Regions from separate parts of the Homo sapiens genome. Here regions 1, 3, 4, 5 and 6 are each linked to region 2. A link is a contact called in ENCODE Hi-C or POLR2A ChIA-PET data. All regions are on one chromosome and are shown on one strand. Each heading gives the region's core, a stretch centred on a gene start or an enhancer-like site at or near the end of the contact. The rest is flanking DNA. Distances are from core to core; before and after follow the strand shown. Region 1 holds the start of PRKCB (protein kinase C beta). Region 2 holds the start of ARHGAP17 (Rho GTPase activating protein 17). Region 3 holds the start of GGA2 (golgi associated, gamma adaptin ear containing, ARF binding protein 2). Region 4 overlaps PRKCB (protein kinase C beta). Region 5 overlaps PRKCB (protein kinase C beta). Region 6 holds the start of PLK1 (polo like kinase 1).

Region 1 (2,836 bases), core at 337-2,836, 1.2 Mb after region 2:
CACCCCTTGAAAGGACCCTGTTGTGGTGAAGAATTCCTAGCCTGGGAGGTCACTCCGACCAACGTGATTCTTTCACTCTCTGCCTAACTCAGTAACTTCTTCTATAAAGTATTTTTCACCCTCTCTTCCCACAAATAGCATCCCCAAAGCCCCAGAGCCTACCTTGGCACTGGAATCCCTGCTTCCCGAAGCCCCTGCAAAAGCAGAAGGAGGTGTATGTCAGGCAGCCCGGGGGGCCCAGCCTCCAGCTAGTTACCCACAGAGTCACCCGCCTTCCTCCCTGCCTCTGTACCCCAGGTGCAAACTCCCAGCCACAGGCGGGTGCCCAAGAGTCTTCCGCCTTTGTGGGGGTAGGTGGGAGCTCGGCTGTAACCCCCATCTGCCTTCACTCCTGCAGAAGAGAGGAGGCTGCGACCACCAGGTGGCGGGATAGTGGGGAGCGTTTCCGTCGGGGTAGGGGCTGAAGGCAGGCGACAGATGTACCCATAGATGCCCCGAGCACCCTCGGGAAAAGAGAAGAGATAAAGACGCATTCAGAGGGAGGGCGAGAGTGACCCCGCGGCGGTGGTGTCCTCTGGGAGGGGGACTGGGAAGGAGGAAAGGATGCCCCACTACTGGAGGGACTGGGGAAGAAAGGGGCCCGCAGTGATGTGACCGAGGAGTGGAAAGGGGAACCCAGGCCCTCGGGGAGGGGCAATGGGAGATAACACAGGGCGCTGCCCGGAGGCACAGAGGAGTGAGAAAGGATGTCCCATGCCCGCAGGGAGATAGAGAAGGACACCCAGGGCGCCGCCCCCCCCGGAAACAAGGGGTGGGGGGCGAGGGCTCCTCGCGCCCGGAAGCAGGCGGAGAGATAGGGAACCCCGGGTCGGAGAGCACCCGAGGCGCTGCCCTCCAGGGCAGGCACAGACCCCGCGCGCTCCTAGTCAGGTGGAGCAAAGGCTCCCGCGACGCCGCCCCTGGGCGCTCTAGAGGCGCCTGAGAGCAGGAGAGGGCAGGAGGCGCCCCGCGGCGGCCCGTCTGGGACCAGGGTGGGGACAGGGCAACGGCAGGACTGTCCATCCGGGAGTCCCGGGCAGCAGGGTCCGGAGCCGGGAGTCCGGAGACGCGGGGTCCCAGGGTGCGGAGGGCGCGGAGGGCGCAGAGGGCGCGGAGAGGGGGTCCCTGGCGCGGCGCTGCCCTCGGGGGCCCGGGAAGGTGCCCTGCGCGCGCGCGCTCACCAGATGAAGTCGGTGCAGTGGCTGCAGAAGGTGGGCTGCTTGAAGAAGCGGGCGGTGAATTTGTGGTTCTTGACCTCATGCACGTTCTTCTGCCGGAGGGCGCCTTTGCGGGCGAAGCGCACGGTGCTCTCCTCGCCCTCGCTCGGCGGCGGCCCCGCAGCCGGGTCAGCCATCTTGCGCGCGGGGAGCCGGAGCCCGAGAGGTGCCGGCCCCGGGGCCGCGGGACCGCGGGCTGCGGGCCGGGGAGGCGCGGGAGGCGGCGGCCGCTGCTGCACCCGGGGCCGCGGGCGCTTCCCCTGCGCCGGCTCTGGCGGCCGCGGCGCGCGGAGCCGGGGCTGTCACTCGCCCAGCTGCTGCCGCTCGTCCAGCTGCGCTTGGCACCGCTGGCCCCAGCTGCGGGGGAGGGAGGCGGAGCCCCGGGCCAGCCCCGCCCTCCTCATTTGCATCGCGCCCAGGCCCCGCCCAGCGCTGCCAGCTGCTTTACATATCGGCGCCCGGGCTACCGCGGGCCTCGCGGCTAAGCGTGCACAGCCGCAGCTCTGCAGCGCCGGGACCGCAGCCCGGGGTCGTCGGACCCGAGCCTCGCCCCCCACCCCACCCCGTCCTCGGCCCCCGGGGCTGCGTTCAGGAGATGTGCCCAGGGGAGGAGCGAGAGTGGAAAGACCTACGGGGCGAAGGGGAGCGGGTGGAAGGGGTGGGGCGCAGCGAATTCCACCCCGGCCTCTGCGGAGACTGGTACCCATCCACCCCCATCCATCCCATTGGTCATTCTGCACGCGTCTCCTGGAGGGATGGGCTCCCGCTGTCACTCATTCGGAAAGGCTTGTGGCCGCACACACTTACACACACATACACACACACGTTCTGCAGAGGTAGGGGAGGAGCGATCTTTATTTTATATGTCTCTAACTCCACCACAGAGAAGATTCTTGGCTTTGCTTGCCTCCTGCACGTTTGGAAGAGAACTCCCTACCTTCTGTCCATCCCCTCTGCAAAACGACTCCGTTTCCCCAACTGTAACATAGGGCTAATAGTGTGGGGAGGAAGGATTTCAGTAGATCAATATTTTTCCAAATTTCATTCATTTCTGACTCGTCTTCACAAATTCTGGTCGTATTTGTGCACCCTCTGGGGGAAAAAAAGCCTATCTCTTTTGGTCTGAGTTTGAACAGCAAGAGGTATCTACATTATTAAAATATCTCCAGGTGCCGTCATCTGTCCTAAGCATCTTCGACTGAAGTCATCTTTTATTTGTTAAGAGAGGAAATTAATAAATGCTAGAGGGGTGTTAAAGACATTACTATCCAACCAGGACTCTCTCCTTGATGTGATCTGAAGGTAACTGAAAGGGTAATAATTGTCTACAATGTGTAATTCAATGTTATTTAGCGCCCTGTTCATGCACAAGGCCTAAAGATACCCACTGCCACCATGTCCCCCACTCTGGGAACGCAGAGCTTCATTAGGCTGTGAGCTCCTTCACCAGACCTAGGCTCTGTGAGAGCAGGGGGGCTGTTCACCACCATGTCGCCCAGCACCAAGCTCAGTGCCTGACACCTCCCAAGACCCCAGTAAATATTGGTTGATTGAGTGAGGGCATGGATGAACAAGTGAAT
Region 2 (2,700 bases), core at 131-2,630:
TTAGATTTTCTTGATGCTTACAACTTATTTCCCTCAATTTCTGTTGATGAACATTCTGTAATACTGATAATTCAAGCTGATGGTCATCAGTATCCTGACTTCTTTTTTGTTTGAGCTCCTTGATGATATTAATATTTGGTGTTTGTAGTTTGTAGATTTCATTTTCATCAAAACTAGTTGTTCCTCCTATTTTATAAGTCTGAGCAATACATTTCCAATGGCCAACTGGAGACTCAAGTTTTAGAACTTCATTGGACTATCTGTTTATTTCTTGTTATGATGAAATTATGTCATAAAAACCCATGTAAGCGTCGTGGAACACTGAAGCATGATGGGTACCACATGGAATGGAGGGGATGCAGTGTGGATGGGAACCTCCGGCCTTCCCTGAATGTGCTGACTCCAGGGCTGGCTGCCGGTCCTGCAACCGATCCTGTAGTGCTTGCTTTCTTGTTTTAGGAAGGCTCATTTCTACCTCTTTCTGTTGTAATTGATGTCGATAACTTTTAGTTTGCTGCCCTATCTGAAGCTCTGATGCTTCCTAGGTCTCTCCTAGGTCACTAAAAAGATCTTGAAGTCCCTCATTCTTTGATATTAAGAATTCCAAACTGGCATCAGTCTCCTTTATCCCATAGTTAGGGAGCTCTTTCCTTTTTCTATGACATTTAGGAGCACATTTGAGATGTGGCTGATGAAAGAAGCCACATTGCTGCCCATCCAATGCAAAGAAGGGGCTTACCTGGAGCCAAGGCCACCAAACCAGGAAGACATGAGTGTGTGAGCACGTGTGTTAAGGAAAACACACATTGACTTTAATTTTTTTTTTTTTTTTTTTTTTCGAGACAGGGTCTCTCACTCTGTTGCCCAGGCTGGAGTGCAGTGGCGCCATCTCGGCTCACTGCAACCTCTGCCTTTCGGGTAAAAGCCGTTCTCCTGCTTCAGCCTCCTGAGTAGCTGGGATTACAGGCGTCCACCACCACGCCCAGCTAAATTTGTATTGTTAGTAGAGACAGGATTTCACCGTGTTGGCCAGGCTGCTCTCGAACTCCCGAGCTCAAGTGATCTGCCCCCTCGGCCTCCCAAAGTGCTGAGATTACAACGTTGAACCACTGCGCCCTGCTAGAAACAGCTTTTCATACGTTGAAATAAACGAGAGGGTGACCGGGCAGCGTTGGGGTCGGGGAGGCCAGGCGGAGGAGGCCTAGTGGTCTTCTCGCCCGGGGCCTTCTAGCTCTTCGCCCGTGTCAGGTAAGGCACTGTTAGCCTCGGCTCGGTTCGACTCGGCTCTACTCGGGCTCAGCTCGGCTCGGCCAGACCTAGAGGGCGGGCGGGCGGTGCCACTGGAAGTGACGAGGCGAGGGCGGGGCCGCCGGCCCGGGGAGCCACCGCCGCGCCGCCGTTTGGGCCGGGAAGCGATGTAGTAGCTGCCAGGCTGTCCCCCGCCCTGCCCGGCCCGAGCCCCGCGGGCCGCCGCCGCCACCGCCGCCATGAAGAAGCAGTTCAACCGCATGAAGCAGCTGGCTAACCAGACCGTGGGCAGGCGAGTGCGCCGGGCAGCACGGGGGTCGCACCGGGGCTGGGGGCGGAGGGCGGAGGGCGCGGGGGCGGGACGGCTCCTCCGCGGTCCGGCGGCTCTGAGCTGGGCCGCAGCCCCTGCCCGAGACCAGCGGGGCACGGGCCCGGGGGCTGCGCCGCGCTGAGGCCCGAGCGCCGCGCTCCAGGCGGCCCGCCTGTCTCTCAGCGCCGCCGGGCTCCCGAGACCTGCAGGGGAGGGCCGCCGCCTCCTCCGCCACACCGCGGGGTCCCCTGCCCATTGTCCCTGCCCCGGGAGCATCGCCCTCGGGGAGTAGACCCGGTCCTTCTCCTCCCTTCCCGGGGGCCGAGCCAGCTGGGATCGCTGCCCTGGGCTCAACAACGGTGACTTCTGTCCCTAACGCTGTGCCGAGCGCTGTGCTGTGGGGGGCGGCAGTCCCAGGCTTTCCCGGTGCTCCCGCTGTTTGCGAGTCCTTCTCCTGTAAGTGCATGGCGGCAAGAAATGGCTAGAGGGACATGAAAGCCAGCCGGATTTGCTCAGTGAGTTCAGAACGCCCTTTGAGGGAATTCGGAGGTGGTGCTGTCTCAAAACCAGGGCTCCTAGGAACTGGACTGCTGCTGCCAGTTCTTGACATTTAGAAATTAGGAATTGGCGGAAAAGGATTATGGAGACGCCTTGCGCCAATTTAAAAAGTCTCACCTTAGGTTTGGAAACAAATGCTTCTTTATCTTCCTTTGCTACGGTTGAAGTGCTTAACAAGAAACGTTATTGATTATTAAATGGCAGGCTAGACCAGAGTTGGTAGATCAGGTTGTCAGAACAAGAAATGATTTGTGGTTTTTGAGAGTTTCTGGAGGTGACTGTCATGTGCTGTATTATCTGGGGCTAATATTTCAAGGTCTTTCAGGGCAGCTGGCTGTACTGTACCGATTTAGTGTTTATTCAGCAAAGAGATACGAAAGTATGAATTTCTCACAGCTCTTCTTTTGATTTTCTGTTTTTAACAGTTAAGGGGAGTTTGGTTTGGCTGAAGCACGTGGGACACTTCTTTTTTTTGAGTGTATGAAAATACTTTTACTTCCTCTCGAGTTTTCTAAATTTGCTTTTTACTGTTTCATTTCCTCCATCTTTTTGCTTAGTTTCCTTGTTTAATTTTTTCGATTCCC
Region 3 (2,833 bases), core at 14-2,513, 1.5 Mb after region 2:
TTCATTTCATAATTATGATAATCATGACATACTTTTTTGGGAAAATTATCTTTTAACAGAATAAGCAAGTAAATAATACATCGATGGTGTACTGTGTGATGCAGAAAATAAAGCAGAGTATTGAGGAATGCAGGACATGTTAGTTTAGAAGTGTTCCAGGAAACCAGGGAGGTGGAGGTTGCAATGAGCCGAGATAGCACCACTGCACTCCAGCCTGGGCGACAGAGCGAGACTCCATCTGAAAAAAAAAAAAAGTGTTCCAGGAAAACCCTTCTGTGAATAAAAATGCAAGCACATAGGCCGGGCGTGGTGGCTCACCCCTGTAATCCCAGCACTTTGGGAGGGCGAAGCGGGCAGATCACGAGGTCAGGAGTTCGAGACCAGCCTGGCCAACATAGTGAACCCTCGTTTCTACTAAAAATACAAAAAAAAAAAAAATAGCTGGGTGTGGTGGCATGCACCTGTAGTCCCAGCTACTCGGGACGCTGAGGCAGGAGAATCGCTTGAACCCAGGAAGTGGAGGTTGCAGTGAGCCGAGATGGCACCCCTGCACTCCAGCCTAGGCGACAGAGTGAGACTCCGTCTCAAAAAAAGAAAAAAAGAAAAATAAAAAATAAATGCAAGCACTTTGGGAAGTCGAGGTAAGAGGATCTTGTAGCCCAGGAGTTCGAGACCACCCGGGCAACATGGTGAAACCCAGTCTCTAACACACACACACACACACACACACACACACACACGGTGAAACCCAGTCTCTAACACCAGGAGTTCGAGACCACCCGGGCAACATGGTGAAACCCAGTCTCTAACACACACACACACACACACACACACACACACACACACACACGGTGAAACCCAGTCTCTAACACACACACACACACACGCCAGGCGTGGTGGTGCCCTCCCCTAGTCCCAGCTCCTCCGGAGACTGAAGCGGGAGGATCGCTTGAGCCTAGGAGGTGGAGGCTGCAGTGAGCCGTGATCGCGCCATTGGACTCCAGCCTGAGTGACAGAGCAAGACCCCGTCTCTTAAAAAATAAAAATGCTAAAAGAATTATTCGTGTTCTTCTGAAAATCAAATTTAACTGGGCGTCTTGTATTTTATCTGGCAACCGTACGGTGAGTGGTCTTAGAAGACCAGCGCTGGGTGGAGGGATCTGGACTAAGAAATGTTCCGGCCGGTCCCGCGTGGAGGGGGGGCCTGGGGTGGGCGTGGCGCCAGCGGCCCCGCCCCGTCACGTGTCCACCGCTCCTGCCGCGCAGTCAGCAGAGGAGAGCGCCAGGACGCTACAGCGGCTGAAGAGGCAGTGGCGCCCGCGGCCGCAGCGTCGGGGCTGGAGCGATGGCGGCGACCGCGGTGGCGGCGGCTGTGGCGGGAACCGAGTCGGCCCAGGGTCCCCCGGGCCCGGCAGCGTCGCTGGAGCTGTGGCTCAGTGAGTAGCCTGGCAGGCCTTCGGCGCAGCCGCTGCGCCGCACGTGAGGCCTCGCTTCCCGCCTCCCGGGGCCTTGCTTCGGGGCGGGCGGCCGCAGGGGAGGCCGGCGGCCGGGTAGGGGGCCTGGGCCCGGCGCGGTGGGGAAGATCGCCCAGGGGTCCCCCGAGAGGAGCCCCAAGCATCCGCCGGGGCAGCGGCCCCCTTCTGAGCTCTGCCCCTCCCCCTCCGCCCACCCCCCAACTTAGCAGCAGCACAGGACCCCGACCCCCACCCCAATGGCTACGTGACCTGCGCTTTCCCCTGCGCCAGGCACTGTGCTCACAGCGGCTTAGTCCTGCTTAATCCTCATTCCCACCCCGAGCTGGCTTCTATTATTAACCCCACTACGGAAGCGGGGACCTTGAGGCTTAAGGAGACGCAGTCGTGCAAGACATGCAGTCTGTTTGGGGCTGAGAAAGATCTCTATCTGGCTACCGCGTCAAAAAGAAATTTTTTACCTTTTGTGTTTACTTTGGCCAGACTTTTTTTTTTAAACACACACACACGTGTGTGTGTGTGTGCGTATATATATATATGTGTGTTTTTTTTTTCCTTTAAGAGACGGGGTCTCATTATGTTACCCTGGTTGGGCTCAAACCCTTTGGCCAGAATTCTTCTGCATGTCTCCTGTAAGCTTCACAGTCATCTTAGGGGTTATTATTATCTCCGTTTTACCAATGAGGGATTGAGGTTCAAAGGGGATAAAGAATATTCCCCTTGTACCCAGCTCTGCTAGGTGCCAGGAACACTGAGATGCATAACACAGGGTCCTTGCTCACCAAAACATTTTTTAGTGGGTACAAGCCGGCAGTCACATCACCTTACTAACGGGATTGGCGAGGAGGAGGAGGGCGTTCGTTTCACCTGTGGTGGTAGGAGTTGGTTTACCTGGGGGTCGTCACAGCCGACCGCATTCCAGGCAGAAGAAACTGCGTGTGCAAAAGCTGGGGACAAGAGAATGTGGAGCACTCCGGGAACAAGTAGGTCAGTCCGCTGGAGTGCAAGCCTAAAGCTCAGGAATCCGGGAAAGGGGCTGCACGGCTAATTGGGGCGAGATCTTCAAGAGCCTTGTGTGCTGCAGAAAGGAGTTTATGTTTTATCCGAGGGCGGGGTTGCTGTTTGGGAGTTTTCAGCCGGAGAATCTGATCAAGGAAGCCTGTTAAAGGCGTCACTTGCAGCCATATGGTGCTAAATTGGGCGGAGAGGGTGAGACTTCAGGCAGGGAGAGCGGCTAAAAAGCTCTTTTGGTGGTGGTTGGGGGCCGCAGGAGGACTAAGGCAGTGGGGAGAGGGAGAAGCAATGAGCAGGCGTAGTCAGCAGCCTCGGTGCCTTGGAATGCAGACAGGGGACAAGGAGAA
Region 4 (2,700 bases), core at 94-2,593, 1.0 Mb after region 2:
CTGGATAGAGTCAGGAGGGCTTCCCTGAGAAAATGAAGTTTAAGCTGAAATCTTAAGGAATTAGAGGGTGTAACCAGGCGATGGCCACCTAGCTGGGGCTCTGCCCCATGGGAAGGGAGTAACTGCTCCACTGCATGAGGTTCAGAGTCAACCCAGGTAGACCTGGCTGACACCACCCCACCTCCACCTGCTGGCTTCAGGCTCTGCCTCAACCCCCGTGACCTGTTCCCAGCTTGGACCCCTCAGCCAAAAGACCCTAGCCCCACTGAGAGGGAGTTTAGCATGAGATCAGGGGTCAGATTCTATAGCTGGAATGTGCAAATTCAACACCAGCTCTGGTAATTTCCAGTCGTGCAGCCTCGAGCAAGCTACTTGAGTTATATAAGCCTTGATTTTCTCACCTGTAAAATGGAGAGAAGAGCTGTCACATGGAGAGAAATGACAGTGCTGGAGCAGACACTTCAAGGCCAGACTGTCTGAGATTGACTCCCAACTCAATGACCTCCCAGCTGTGTGACTTTGGACAGGTTACCCAACCTCTCTGAGCTTCAGGGTCCTCATCTTTAAAATGGAAATAAGGCCAGGCGCGGCAGTTCACACCTGTAATCCCAGCATTTTGGGAGGCCAAGGCGGGCGGATCACTTGAGGCCAGGAGTTCGAGACCAGCCTGGCCAACATGGTAAAACCCCATCTCTTCTAAAAATACAAAAATTAGCTAGCTGGGCATGGTGGCGGGTGCCTGTAGTCCCAGCTACTTGGGAGGAAGTTGAGGCAGGAGAATTGCTCGAACCCAGGAGGTGGAGGTTGCAGTGAGCCGAGATCATGCCATTGCACTCCAGCCTGGGTGACAAGAGCAAGACTCTGTCTTAAATAAATAAATAAAAGGAAATAATAATCACACTAAATCCTCATAGGATTATGAGAATTTAATGGATTAATATTTGTAAAAGACTCAGCACAGTGCCTGGCACATCATATATACACTATGCAAGTGTTTGCTGAATATAATGAGCCTGCTTTCTAGATGTGTACAGATTAATGAAATCACAATGATGATGCTTAGCTTGGCACAGTGACTGGCATGTAGTATCCATATGACAAATGTTAGCTTAGAATAAAAATGACATCTGTGATCTTGGGCAAGTCACTGCCATGGTCTGGTCTCAGTTCCTCCTTCTGAAAACAAAGGGGTTAGGCTTGGTATTCCCCAGGGGGCCTTCGAGTTCTGGTGGAGGCTGTTCACAGAGTGAGCCCCACCTCTTCCTGTGCAGGCCGGGTTGTGCATTCATTGCTCAGGGTGTACAGTAGTTTCAGGGAATAGTCACATGGCAACGGATCACACCCACATTATAAATAAATCCTCCATCACCCACAAAACCACACCCATCTCCTCCCCTCCCCACCCCTCTCCCCCTGCAGTGCCGTAAGCCAACTAAGGGAAGTGGTCTGAGCACCCCTTTTTGCTAAGTGGGGGGTCCCGTAAATGCAAGATCACAACATAAGATTATTCAACTTGCAAAGCCGCTGCCAGCTTGGTTTCCAGGTGCAGCCCTGGATGCCCAGCTTCCTGACAGCACCCTCTGTCACAGAAGCTCTCAGCACACCCAAGTCTGCATTTCAGAAGAGCAGAAAGATCCTCTGTATAGAAGGACACGGTGAGTTTGTGAATTACAGAGGAGCCTCCCATTCCTGCAAAGGATGCTGCTGGAGCAAATGCCTGCCAGGTGGCCATCTGCACCGGGGACTCTGCACACAGCAAGTCCAGGCAGGCTCTGATCCTCATGACCGCTAGAAACAATGACCCTGAACCAGCAGGCCCGCATAGACAAGGGCCCTAACTGAGGAAGGTGAATTCTGTGCAGGCCAACTCTGATGTCTATACTTTTTTTTTTTTTTTGCAATTCCACATCTCACCTTTCATCTTTTACCAAGAACCTCACTAGGACGCCACTCTGCTGAACAGACAGGTATTGAAGAGCTATTATGTTCATGCAGCATCCTAGGTGTGGAGTGATCAAACAACGGATGCCAACCCCACCTTCAGGGATTTACAGATCCCAGCAGGGGGTAATAATTACTAGTGCAGTAACAGCTACCACATACAGCACTCACCATGTGCCAGGCACTGTTCCAAGCGCCTTACATATTATGAACTAATTTGATCCTCAACGACCATGTAAAACAGGTTTTTGACTATTCCTATTTTATAGGGGAGAAAACTGAGACACAGAGAAGTTAAGTAACTCGCCCAAGGTCACACAGCTAGTGATTCATTTTTATCCAGAATCTGGGTTCTTTGTCACCATGTAAGTAAATATTAGGTTGGTGCAGAAGTAACTGTGCTTTTGCCATTATTTTTAATTACTTTTAACTAATTACTATTGCACCATTATTTACAATAGCAAAAACCGCAATTACTTTTGCACCAACCTAATATTTAGATGTCCCTAAGATATGTGACAGCAAGAAGAGGTATGTGGTGTGCTGAGTACAAAATATTGGAAATGGGCCTGGTCAGGGAGGTCAGGAAGGGCTTCCCTGAGGAAGTGATGCTTGAGCTGCAGTCTAGAGGACCAGCGTGAGTTGACCAGGGCCCTTAACCCTGCATGCAACTGAGAGGTTCTGAATCAATCAGAGATTTGGACTTAGTTGGTCTGGAATGGGTGCAGACACTGCATTCAGTTAAAAAGCCCTGCAGAA
Region 5 (2,700 bases), core at 123-2,622, 1.2 Mb after region 2:
AGCCTTGAGGTTATGTGCTATCCAGCAATAGATAATTGATTTGTTGGGTGTCCAGTCAAATATCTGGAAGTAGAACCAACAAAGGATTCTTCTATATAACAAGTCAGCTTAGAAGAGAACTAACCCGGCCTCAAAGAGATCTGCTTGGGATGTCCACAGGTGATATGGTTTGGCTGTGTCCCCACCCAAATCTCATCTTGAATTGTAGCTCTCATAATCCCCATGTGTCATGAGAAGGACCTGGCGGAAGGTAATGGAATCATGGGGGTGGGTTTTCTAATGCTGTTCTCGTGATAGTGAATAAGTCTCACGAGATCTGATGGTTTTATAAAGGGCAGTTCCCCTGTGCACGCTCTCTTGCCTGCTGCCATGTAAGAAGTGCCTTGACCTTCCTTTGCCTTCTGCCATGATTGTGAGGCCTCCCCAGCCATGCTGAATTGTGAGTCAATTAAACCTCTTTCCTTTATAAATTACCCAGTCTCAGTTATGCCTTTATTAGCAGCATGAGAATGGATTAATACAACAGGCAACCAGAGAGGCAAGAATTCTGACTGATTGAAAAACTAGAAAGTCTGACAAGAGCCAGATTGTTCTAATAACTAAAAACAAGAAAAGTGCTTCTTTATTTCACTTTTAGGAACACAAATAGAACTCACTCTTTCCCTGCTATGTTTGATAAGATAAAGACGTCCAGAGTTTTGCATCTTAGTTTTACCAGTCAAGTGAGAGATAAAACTAGATACATCACCGCAAAGAAAGACAAAGGAAATTATGGCTTTGGAGACTGGAGTGAGATTTACTGAGTTCATCAAAACCTGTTTTCTTTTCCTCCTGGACATAGAGCTAGTCGACATGTCCCAGGACCCCCTTCCGTTGGTTGCCTCTTTGCCTGGGTTCTGGCAAATAGAATGTGAGCAGAAGTGATGTGACTTCCTTCCCCAGCTGAAGTTGTTGTGAAATGAGTGTGCTTTCTCAATTTCCCTTTCCCCTTCCACTGGCCCAATGGGGAGGACCCTGGGGTCCTGTGTGACTCTGTGGAAGATGTCCTGACCAGGACCACCTGCACTGGTTAGTGACATGAGTAAGAAATAAACTCCCTTCTGTCAAGCCACAGAGACTTCAAGGTTTGTCTGTTACAGCAGCTTTAATAGATTCTTACTAATACAGAATTTTTGAAATGTTAAGCCCTAAAAATAGTTTGTGAGCTCAAGTTTTCCTAGTATTTACAGAGCTAAATTATTGTGTGGAAAAACTGTCAGAATGCCCTGGCTTCCTTGTTGAACAGTCTGGAACCGATGGGCAACATTGAAACAGGAAGCAGATGTTCCCCAAAGAAGGCAAACGGCACCATTCCCCAATGGGTGATTCCAGAAGGTGCCTGTCTCCCATACGGATTTCACTTCCTCTATGCAAAACTAAAAAAGTCCCAGCTAACATTTCTCAGGCTCAGCCTCAGTAACTTAAAGCTCTGCACTTTTTAAATTTTTTAACAGAAAAATGGGCATAAGTCAATGGAGTTGCATAACAGAAAAGTGGGCATAAGTTCAGGAACAGATGAAAGTAATCATAGGTGATAGAGGTTAGGATAGTGATTACTCCTGAAGGATACGGTTGATAGGGATTGTGAGATGATGCTTCTAGGGTACCAGCATGTTCTGTTTCTTGATCTGGATGTCAATCAATTCTTCTTAAACTCTTCCAAAAAATTAAGGGAGTATTTCTAAACTCATTATCCAAGACTATCATACCAAAGCCAAACAAAAACACAAGAGAAGAAAACTATAAACCAATATCCCTGATGAACATAGATGGAAAAATCCTCAACAAAATATTAGCAAACCAAATTGAAGAACACATTAAAAGAATTTTATTCACCATGATCAAGTGGGATTTCTCCCTGGGATGCAAGGATGGTTCAACACATAGAAATCAATAAATGTGATACCCATGTTAACAAAATAAAGGATAAAAATCATATGATCATCTCAATAGATGCAGGAAAAAAAAGCACTTGAAAAAAATTAACATTCTTTCATGAAAAAAGTACTCAGCAATAAGGTATAAAGGAAATGCACTCAACACAATAAACACTATGGGCTCTATTATGACAAACCCGTAGCTAACATCCTTCTCAGCACTGAAAAGTTGAAAGCCTTTCCTCTAAGATCAGGACGCCCACTCTCACCCTTTCTTTTCAATAGAGTACTGGAAGTCCCAGCCAGAGTAATTAGGAAAGAGAAAGAAATAAAAGGCATCCTAATAGGAAGGGAAGAAGTGAACTTGTCTCTATTTGTTGACAAGGTGATTTTATATACAGAAAACCCTAAAGAATCCACTAAAAAAGCTGTTAGAACTGATCAACAAATTCAATAAAACTGCAGGATGCAAAACCAACATACAATCAGTAGTGTTTCTATATTAGATTATCTAATTATTCTAATTTTATATACTAGCTTATCTAATAACAAACTACCAGACCAGAAAATTAAGAAAACAAACTAATTTACAATAGCAGCAAAAAAAAAATTACTTAGGTGTAAATGTATCCAAGGAAGCAAACTATCTGTATACTGAAAACTATACAACACTGATGAAAGAAACTGAGGAAAACACAAATAAATGAAAAGATATTCCGTGTTCATGGACTAGACAAATTAATATTGTGAAAATGTCCATACTAGCCAAAGCAATCTACAGATT
Region 6 (2,924 bases), core at 326-2,825, 1.3 Mb after region 2:
AACTTTTTGTTCAATCAAACCTTCCAATTTAAAAAATAAAAACAAATTCAAATTCTTTGTAAAAAAAAAATATTGCATTGGGGCACAAAAAAATAATGCATCTGTAGGCAAGATACTGACTTGTGGGTTGTCTCCTTCCTTTCTCCCAGCCTCCTCCAAATTCCAGCCTCTTGTAGTGATGTCAAGCACCCCTGCAGGCTCAGCAACTCACCTATTTTCACCTCCAGATCTTCATTCAGGAAAAGGTTGCCCAGCTTGAGGTCTCGATGAATAACTCGGTTTCGGTGCAGGTACTGGCAGCCAAGCACAATTTGCCGTAGGTAGTATCGGGCCTCAGGCTCAGTCAGGGCTTTCCTCCTCTTGTGCAGCTCCAGGAGAGACTGTGGGTGGGAAGGAGAGGGCAGGAGGGATGGGGAGGTGGATTGAGGCCGGTGGGGAAGGGAGAGGGTTACCAGGCAAAGGAAGCACAGGACTGGACTCTGGACTCCCAAGGGATGAAAGAGGGGTCTTGGTGGGTTTCTCTCCTTCCCTATGCCCCCACCCCATTCCTTCTCCAGCACAGCGGCATCTGGACCCTGCCTTAACACTGTCCACAACCATTCGCAGCACCCCTTCTCCTACTAGCTTCCCCCCTTACCTGGGGGTCCTCTCTCAGCCCCACTCCGGAAGCTCCGAGTCCCCAGCACCAGATCCCTTTCCTGACTCGTATCTCCCCCGGAAGGCCCGAAGTCTGGCTCCAACTACCCCCCCACTGACCCAGCTCCACCCCAGAAGCTCCCAGGGCGCGGCATCACTAACCTGGGACTCCTCCCTGGGTACTCCAGGGCCCTAGCGTCCATTACCAGCACCCCTCCCCCCAGCACCTCGCGTCCAGAAGCTGACTTCCCTATCAGCAACATGACTCAGACTCCACTTCACTGGAACCCCCTCCTCTAGCAGCTCCCAGAGCCAAGAAGCCCTTACCAAAGACACTTTCCATACGTAAGCGGGAGGCTCCCAGCACCCTTCTCTAGCAGCTCCAAGTCCCAGGCTCTCCCTTGCTGGGTACTCTTTCCAGCAGCTCCAGGTCTGGGCGCTCCAACTGCCCCGCAGGCAGTTCCAGTTCCCCAGCAGCGACACTCACCCTCCGGCGGCAGAGCTCCAACACCACGAACACGAAGTCGTTGTCCTCGAAAAAGCCGTGGAATCCTACGACGTGCTGGTGGGCGAGGCTGCGGTGAATGGATATTTCCATGGACATCTTCTCCCTCTGGTGCGGCTTGAGCAGCAGAGACTTAGGCACAATCTTGCCCGCGAACACCTCCTTGGTGTCCGCGTCCGAGATCTCGAAGCACTTGGCAAAGCCGCCCTTGCCCAAAAAGCGGCCCCGCACATAGCGCCGCCGGCTGCGTGGGTCCACTAGGACCTCCGGGATCTCTTTCGCCGGTGGAGCCGCCGCCGGAGCTCCGGGAGCTGCAACTCCGGGGACCCCGGCTTTCCCAGGGTCGGCCGGTGCCCGTGCCAGCTTCCCTGCAGTCACTGCAGCACTCATGCTCCCGAAGCTGCGCTGCAGACCTCGATCCGAGCAGAGCCTCCGCACCGCTCCGCTCCTCCCCGAATTCAAACGCGGCGCTGGGAACGTTACAAAAGCCTGCGCGCCACTGATTGGCCGCGGGGATTTAAAATCCAAACCCGCCCGCCGCGCGGCACCATGGGAGCGCCCTGCGCAGCAGCAGCCTTTAAACCCGGACCCAGCCGGGGAAAACCTGATTGACACGGACGCCCGAACACGTGGGATAGCCTGGGAAACCAAACCCGGCGTGGATGCGGAGACCCAGCCCCGAGAGAGGAGGAATTCCTTCGGGGTTTCTCCCTTTCTCGGGCGTCCGGGAAAGCTCCTGCGGTTCACTTGCGCCTCCTCCAGGAAGCTTTTACTTAAATCTTCCTCTACCTCGGGGCCAGGGAACAGTAGCATCGCCATCACCTGAGAGCTTGTTAGAACCGCAAAGGCAAACGTTCAGGCCCTACCCCAGACCTCCCGAGTCAGTGTCCGCCTCTCAACAAGACTGCTCAGGTGATTCCTACACATCCTGAAGTTGGAGAAGCACAGTACCAGAGCCCCCCATGATGCAACGAAGCTGTCTGGCCTCCTCGCTACTGAATTTCCCAGGGCCTAAAATAGTGGACACTCAGTTTCTTGGTCAGAGGGAGGGAAGGTTGGAAGAATGCCTAGCAAACTGGCAGGTCATAGCCAAATGTGTCTTGCGGGGTTTTGTTTGGCCTCCCCCCACGCCTTTTTTTTGTGTGTGTGACGGAATCTTGCTCTGTCGCCCAGGCTGGAGTGCAGTGGCACGATCTCAGCTCACTGCAACCTCTGCTTCCCGGGTTCAAGCAATCCTCCCGCCTCGGCCTCCCTAGCAGCTGGAATTACAAGCATGCACCACCATGCCCGGCTAATTTTTGTAATTTTAGTAGAGAAGAGGTTTCACCATGTTGGCCAGGCTGGTCTTGAACTCCTGACCTCAAGTGATCTGCCCCTCGGCCTCCCAAATGCTGGGATTACAGGCGTGAGCCACCGCGCCCCGCCATTGTAAAACATTTACAGCATTTAAAAGAGGAGCTCATAAAAGTTGGGATTTGTGGCCTTTCCTGAAAAAAATCAGCTCTAGCTACTTACTCTGTGCCTACATGCTTTCAGTTTGCCACAGTTTACAGCTACACCCGTTTGTTCTGTAGGTACTTGAGTGGCAACCCTGGAACAGTAAAATACCCACGTTAAAAGCTCTTTCTCTGTGCCTCCTTAGCACCCTCTGATCCTTCATAGAGCCCAGCAAAAATCAACCATACTATAAGCATCCTTCACCTGCCTTGCAGCTAAGCTGAAGGACAATGAGGACAATGATGCCGTCCTTTCTACCCCATGTCCCAAGCTCCCAGAGCAGTGC

What was found. A loop is a pair of places that touch in the nucleus more often than their neighbours do. ChIA-PET counts read pairs that join two places held with the same protein, here RNA polymerase II (POLR2A). Pooled maps may share reads with other maps.
Region 1: a pooled map shows a loop between it and region 2 (4-fold over the local background). The contact joins the promoter of PRKCB here to the promoter of ARHGAP17 in region 2. A Hi-C loop is called at or near these places in 6 of 37 single-sample maps with no recorded cell type and 11 of 50 pooled maps.
Region 3: a loop to region 2 is called in a pooled map, with 5 times the contacts of the local background. The contact joins the promoter of GGA2 here to the promoter of ARHGAP17 in region 2. A Hi-C loop is called at or near these places in 2 of 37 single-sample maps with no recorded cell type and 5 of 50 pooled maps.
Region 4: a loop to region 2 is called in a pooled map, with 5 times the contacts of the local background. The contact joins the enhancer-like site here to the promoter of ARHGAP17 in region 2. A Hi-C loop is called at or near these places in 2 of 37 single-sample maps with no recorded cell type and 2 of 50 pooled maps.
Region 5: a pooled map shows a loop between it and region 2 (2.9-fold over the local background). The contact joins the enhancer-like site here to the promoter of ARHGAP17 in region 2. A Hi-C loop is called at or near these places in 6 of 37 single-sample maps with no recorded cell type and 6 of 50 pooled maps.
Region 6: a pooled map shows a loop between it and region 2 (2.6-fold over the local background). The contact joins the promoter of PLK1 here to the promoter of ARHGAP17 in region 2. A Hi-C loop is called at or near these places in 2 of 50 pooled maps. POLR2A ChIA-PET finds 5 or more read pairs at or near these places in 2 of 52 experiments (CD4-positive, alpha-beta T cell and PC-9).

What each region holds. Positions count from the first base shown.
Region 1 is chr16:23,834,733-23,837,568 of GRCh38, reverse strand. It overlaps PRKCB (protein kinase C beta), which reads right to left and starts at 1,586. Exons shown (of 17, transcript NM_002738.7): 1 at 1,221-1,586; 2 at 163-194. The coding sequence starts at 1,393. RefSeq lists enhancers at 481-620, 884-1,429, 1,430-1,977 and silencers at 931-1,010, 1,341-1,420, 1,451-2,090.
Region 2 is chr16:25,014,049-25,016,748 of GRCh38, reverse strand. ARHGAP17 (Rho GTPase activating protein 17) reads left to right here and starts at 1,380. Exons shown (of 20, transcript NM_001006634.3): 1 at 1,380-1,540. The coding sequence starts at 1,488. It also overlaps the pseudogene LOC100421171. RefSeq lists silencers at 1,242-1,491, 1,572-1,621, 1,682-1,731, 1,792-1,841 and enhancers at 1,155-1,823, 1,824-2,492.
Region 3 is chr16:23,508,924-23,511,756 of GRCh38, reverse strand. It overlaps GGA2 (golgi associated, gamma adaptin ear containing, ARF binding protein 2), which reads left to right and starts at 1,263. Exons shown (of 17, transcript NM_015044.4): 1 at 1,263-1,436. The coding sequence starts at 1,346. RefSeq lists silencers at 987-1,036, 1,107-1,336, 1,407-1,576.
Region 4 is chr16:24,012,979-24,015,678 of GRCh38, reverse strand. The region is part of intron 3 of PRKCB (protein kinase C beta); the gene reads right to left. Among named protein-coding and RNA genes, the nearest start is that of PRKCB, 180 kb to the right of the region's middle. RefSeq lists enhancers at 929-998, 1,109-1,228. Within about 2 kb of position 1,343, at least 7 of the 41 ENCODE cell types and tissues checked have a DNase peak (open chromatin) inside an H3K27ac peak, as active enhancers do.
Region 5 is chr16:23,851,653-23,854,352 of GRCh38, reverse strand. The region is part of intron 2 of PRKCB (protein kinase C beta); the gene reads right to left. Among named protein-coding and RNA genes, the nearest start is that of PRKCB, 17 kb to the right of the region's middle. RefSeq lists an enhancer at 744-833. Within about 2 kb of position 1,372, at least 2 of the 41 ENCODE cell types and tissues checked have a DNase peak (open chromatin) inside an H3K27ac peak, as active enhancers do.
Region 6 is chr16:23,677,540-23,680,463 of GRCh38, reverse strand. PLK1 (polo like kinase 1) reads right to left here and starts at 1,575. Exons shown (of 10, transcript NM_005030.6): 1 at 1,124-1,575; 2 at 212-380. The coding sequence starts at 1,531.